Linked DNA regions of Homo sapiens: region 2 is linked to region 1. The links are chromatin loops, found by intact Hi-C in ENCODE. Cell type or tissue: heart right ventricle. All regions are shown on one strand. Links, peaks and the distances in the headings refer to the core of each region. The heading gives the core; the rest is flanking DNA.

What was found. Hi-C counts contacts between places; a loop is a spot of excess contacts. Peaks named below come from ENCODE experiments on the same cell type or tissue, not always from the same donor. Only the 100,000 strongest peaks of a DNase experiment are listed, where the experiment ranks them.
Region 2: it touches region 1 in a loop (2.8-fold over the local background); 4 of 110 quality-filtered maps call a loop at or near these places.

The regions. Positions count from the first base shown.
Region 1 is chr3:131,466,386-131,469,218 of GRCh38, reverse strand. MRPL3 (mitochondrial ribosomal protein L3) reads left to right here. Exons shown (of 10, transcript NM_007208.4): 9 at 1,051-1,128. Among named protein-coding and RNA genes, the nearest start is that of SNORA58, 11 kb to the left of the region's middle. In heart right ventricle, for the core only: no CTCF peak of the experiment used is centred there; no DNase peak of the experiment used is centred there.
Region 2 is chr3:131,394,539-131,397,371 of GRCh38, reverse strand. No RefSeq gene overlaps it. Among named protein-coding and RNA genes, the nearest start is that of NUDT16, 14 kb to the right of the region's middle. In heart right ventricle, for the core only: no CTCF peak of the experiment used is centred there; a DNase peak (open chromatin) is centred at 1,054.

The sequences.
Region 1 (2,833 bases), core at 237-2,736:
TGTAAGGAGGAGAGTGGGAGGCAATCAAAATAGGAGGAAACAATAGCACTACAAAAGGATTATGATATACATCCGTTTTTATAAAAAATGTCTGTGTATATTTAAAAGAGAAGTTGAATTCAATCTCTACCAATGAGAAATGTACCTAAGTAAAACTGAGTTATACTATAATGGATGCTGTATAATTATATTTCTGTTAAACAACTAATGTTTATATTTGTTTGCATGTATGTTTTAAAGTGTAGGAAGTACAAAGAAGAAAATAAGCCACCAATAAGAACAATACCCAAAGACAATCACTGGAAACATTTTGGTGCATATCCTCCCAGTCTCTATTCTGCATACCTTTTATATATAAATTTTGACCAGGAGAAGTTTTCAAATTTTATATAATTAAACCTAAGATTTTTTTTACCCCTTCTATTACATTTATACTTATCAGAGACCATCTATTTGCTGTATTTTCTTCGTGTGTGTGATTTCAATTTTTGTAATATTTAATACTTATTCATTATTAGATAGGAGCCATGGGTCAAACTTGATTCCTTATCCAAATATTTTATTTTCTCAGTACCATTTTTTGACCAATCATTCTCTCCCATTTATGTACGTTTTTTCTCCACATGAAGATTTTTTGAGGACCATCTACTCAGCCCACTTACTTTAGAAATTAGAATCAGTGAGGTTGTGGCTTCTCCAGCCTCTAGTTACAGCAAGCTAGTATTAACTAAAAATAAAATAAAATTGAATTTCCACTTGTTATTGTTAATGGTGCCAACAGAGTCCTTTGAAATATCCAAATAGTCTTGATCATTCAGTCACATCTCTATTTAAAATGAGAGTTTTCTACTACTTCCATAAGATATATTTGCTATGGTCTTCTATTACAAGTCATCCATAGGACTTGAAGTTTTTCAGTTCTTATTCAACATTCTGAAGTACTGGTAATAATCTTTTATTACTTTACAAGCAACTTACATCCTCAGCTTTTAGTAACATTGTTTTAATACAAGTATATCCTAAAATTTTTGGTTTTATTTCATGCTTTAGGTGTGGAGAATAAACACAAAGCACAACATAATCTATGTAAATGGCTCTGTACCTGGACATAAAAATTGCTTAGTAAAGGTAAGTATAAGTGTCTTCTTTTTTTTTCCTTTTTTTTTTTTGTTTCTTACTCGCAAGCTAACAAATTACTATCTTTATTTTCTATTGTTTATATATGTGGATATTTGCCATAAAGTCTCCTTTTTCTCATATATGTGGCTTATAAATAAATGGCTGTTTTTCCACATGTTCTCTCCTGAATCTTTCTGCTTTTTAGTAGCACCTGAGTGAAAAAAATGCACAAGATAACCTGTATTCTATTTCTTTCAAACCAAGAACCTGTAAAAAGGGTAAGGCTGTGTATTAGTCCATCCTAATAGAATGGATGGACTCCTATAAAGAAATACCTAAGATTGGGTAATTTATAAATAAAAGAGGTTTAATTGGCTCGTGGTTCCACAGGCTGTTCAGGAAGCATGGCTAGGGAGGCCTCAGGAAACTTACAATCATGGCAAAAGGGGAAGGAGAGATGGACATGTCTTACATGGCTGGAGCAGGAGGAAGAGAGGGAAGGGGGAGGTGCTACACATTTTTAAACAAGATCTTGTGAGAACTCACTATCACGAGAACAGCAAGGGGGAAGTCTGCCCCCATGATCCAATCACTTCCCACCAGGCCCCTCTTCTAACATTGGGGATTACAATTTGACATGAGATTTGGGCGGGGACAAAAATCCAAACCATATCAGGCCAGTAAGCAGAAAGATCTTCAGGAATATGAGAAGGATATTTGGAAAACTATTGCCAAAATACCAGTATATCTCTGTCCTTCCAAAAGGAACATGTTAGCTTTTTAAAGTGCCCCATCTACAAATGAATGGATAAAGAAGATGTGGTGGGTGTGTGTGTGTGTGTGTATGTGTGTGTGTGTGCGCGCGTATGGCTGAAGAATATTCTAGAGAATGCACACACACGCTAGAATAATCTTCAGCCATAAACAGAATGAATTGCTATTGTTTGTGGTGACATGGATAAACCTGGAGGACATTATGTTAAGTGTAATAAGCTAGGCACAGAAAGACAAATATTGCATGATCTCACTTTTATGTAGAATCTAAAAGTTGATTTCATAGAAGTAGAGAACAGAATGGTTTTACCAGAGGCTGGGGGAAAATAGTGGGGAGGAGAGCTGGCGGAGGTGGTCTACAAGCACAGAGTTAGTTAGGAAGAATACATTCCGGTATTCTGTTATATAGTAGGGTGACTGACTATAGCTAATAGTAAGGTATATTTCAATATAGGTAGAAGAGAGGATTTTGAATGTTATCACCATAAAAGAAATGATACATGTTTAAAGTAATGGATATGCTAGTTATCCTGATTTTATCATTATACAATGTATATTTATTGAGACATCACACCATACATATATATGTACAATTATGTGTCAATTATAAGTAAACCCTGCCCCCACCCCCCCCCAAAAAAAATGCTTTTTGGCTTTTAAAAGAGTTACTTTGACAAACCAGAAATACATGAGGTAAAAATTGGAATCATCAAAAGTGGTTAAAGGTAGACATTTGAGGGGGAGCTTTTTTATTATTACTAACACCATGCTCTGATTATATCTTTTAAGTGTTTTTCTTAAAAAAAAGAAAAAAGTAAAAAATTTGTACCGATAGCTCAGATACATTTTAATAAAAACTCTTTAAGTTCTCAGAGACTTACTTCCATAAAATAGAAAATAAATATTCTGCCTGGGGTTTATTCCAACCTAATACAAATTT
Region 2 (2,833 bases), core at 9-2,508, 72 kb after region 1:
TTCTAGCTTGCTTTGTCAACAAGAAAGGGAAGATGGGTTTGCTTAAGGAAGTTCGGAATGAAGTTTATTAGTGAACTTACCCACCCTTTTCTTCCTGTCCATTTTGTTTGGTCTTCCATAATTGGCAAGCAGCATTTATTAATACATGTTCCTGACATAAAGCTATGAAGTAGGTTTTCCTCTTCTAGTAAGAAATTCGGTCAAAACCACCCAGGTGCCCACATCTCAATTAAAAACAAAAAGACAGGAAACAATTGGGTAGTTCTACTAGTTTTTAATATTCTGTTTTTTCACAGCCCAGAATGTTCTAATTGGGAATGACAAGATTGCAGATCACAGGCAGAGCTGGGAGGTTTTCAGCCAAATTTAATGATACCTGAAAAATCCACCATTCTTCCAATGGGCTTGGTTTACTGGAAATAACACCTGCTGTAAATAACTTACATCTTAGTATATGGGATAAATTGCATGAATAGTTTTTTGTTGGTTTGTTTGTTTTTTGAGATGGAGTGTCACTCTTATTGACCAGGCTGGAGTGCAACGGCATGATCTCAGCTCACTGCAAACTCTGCCTCCTGGGTTCAAGTGATTCTCTGGCCTTAGCCTCCCAAGTAGCTGGGATTACAGGAGTATGCCACCATGCCTGGGTAATTTTATATTTTTAGTAGAGTTGGGGTTTCACCATGTTGGTCAGGCTAGTTTCGAACTCCTGACCTCAAGTGATCCACCCACCTTGGCCTCCCAAAGTGCTGGGATTATACGCGTGAGCCACCAGGCCCGGCTGCATGAATAGTTTTAATTCTCCACCTCTCCTTGTATCTATTCCCACCTGTTAGCATTTGACTTTGAAGTTCCTCTTACCAAAAGGCAGAATATATTTCCCTGCCTCTTAACTTTGGGTTCAGCCATGTGACTTGCTTTCACCAATGGAATGTTAGTGGGTGTGGTATCACTAATGGCTGGAAAAGCACTTGTGTAATTGTTCCTTGCTTCACTGCTGTAACCAAGAGATGAACATCTTGATCTAGCCCACTGGTCCCAGGAGAAGGATGAGAAACACATGCAGCAGAATCAGTCCCAGCCAAGCCCAACCCAGAATAGCTAACTCCAGGCCAGCTGGAGGGCTGCAGACACACAAGCTAAATAGATGATTATGTTGCTCACTGCTGACATTGTGTGTTGTTATAGAGCATGATTGTGGTAATTGTTAATTAATGGAATGTCAATTAATTGTTATTTAATAAAATCCAGGGTGCCCCATGCCTCCTTCTGAACATAATTTTGTTTCCATTTTAGTAATGCCTCTGTCGCTCCATTTTTTATCCTTGAAACTTTGTGGTTTTTCCCCGATACTAACTTAATACCTTGACATCCAATACAGAGCTCCAAGGGAAATGTGGCTTGCCTAAGATTTTTAGCAAAGACTTTTGTTATACCATTGGCTATAACATATGAACTTGCAGGCTTAACCTGCCCACTACAACAAACATATGACAAATTGCCACCAGCTGTCATACTAGCAGATCTGCAGTGACGATTTACTAATTTAATTCCCTTAAAATGTTATAATGGGCCAAGTGTGGTGGCTCATGCCTGTAATCTAAACACTTTGGGAGGCTGAGGCAGGTGAATGACTTGAGCCCAGGAATTCAAGACCAGCCTGGGCAACGTGGCAAAACCCTGTCTCTACCAAAAAATATATGTGTGTGTATATATATATATATATATATATATGTATATACATATATATATATATATGTATATATATATACATGTATATACATATATATATATGTATATATATATATATATGTATATACATATATATATATATATATGTATATATATATATATGTATATATATATATATGTATGTGTATATATATATATATATATATATATATAAAATTAGCCAGGTGTGGTGGCACACACCTGTAGCTATTTGTGGGGGCTGAGGTGGAAGGGTCACCTGAACCCAGGGAGGTCAAGGCTGCAGTCAGCTGTGATCGCACCACTGCACTCCAGCCTGGGTGACAGAGTGAGACCCTTTTCTCTCTCTCTCTCTCTCTCTCTCTCTCTCTCTCTCTCTATATATATATATATATATATATATATATATACACATATATATAAATATATATATGTATATATATATTTATATATATATACACACACACAGATATACATTCATATAGATAGAGATATATATACTACTATATATATGATATATATATATGATAGCATGAAACAGGAACAATATTCTCAACTCACCAGTGTTATCTTTAAAAGCTCCATGTAGCTAATACATAAAGATATTTATTCTAGTATTGAGCACTATTGAAAAAAATATGAATATTCTACAGTTTTTTTAAAGATAGACCTTCACACTAAGAAGATGAATGATAAAATTTCAGGTATCAGCCAATAGGTGGGAGAGGGTCTGAGGAGTGTCTCTAGGAACCAATAAAACCTTATTACTTGGTAATCGATAAGAATTAAGTTCCAAACTTCAACATGTACCTTAGGTAAATTTATCTGTTCTGTACCCATCATTTGAATGTAATGGTAGTAAGTTGCTAGGATGGTAATAAGTTGCTGAGATACCTCCAAGCAGCTTTACAAGTTTACTTTGTTAAACTATGTCCTATGAATTAAGAATTATTAAGTGTTTTGATTGGATGAGGTGAGAAGTGTTTATCTGCATTATGAGGAAACCAAAGAGTGCCCTTTGAGATTTGTCCAATCCCTTCATTTGTTTTACAGATTACATTGTTAAAATAAATATTTACTGAGCACATTCTGTGTGTCAGGCACTGTGCTAAATAATGGGAAA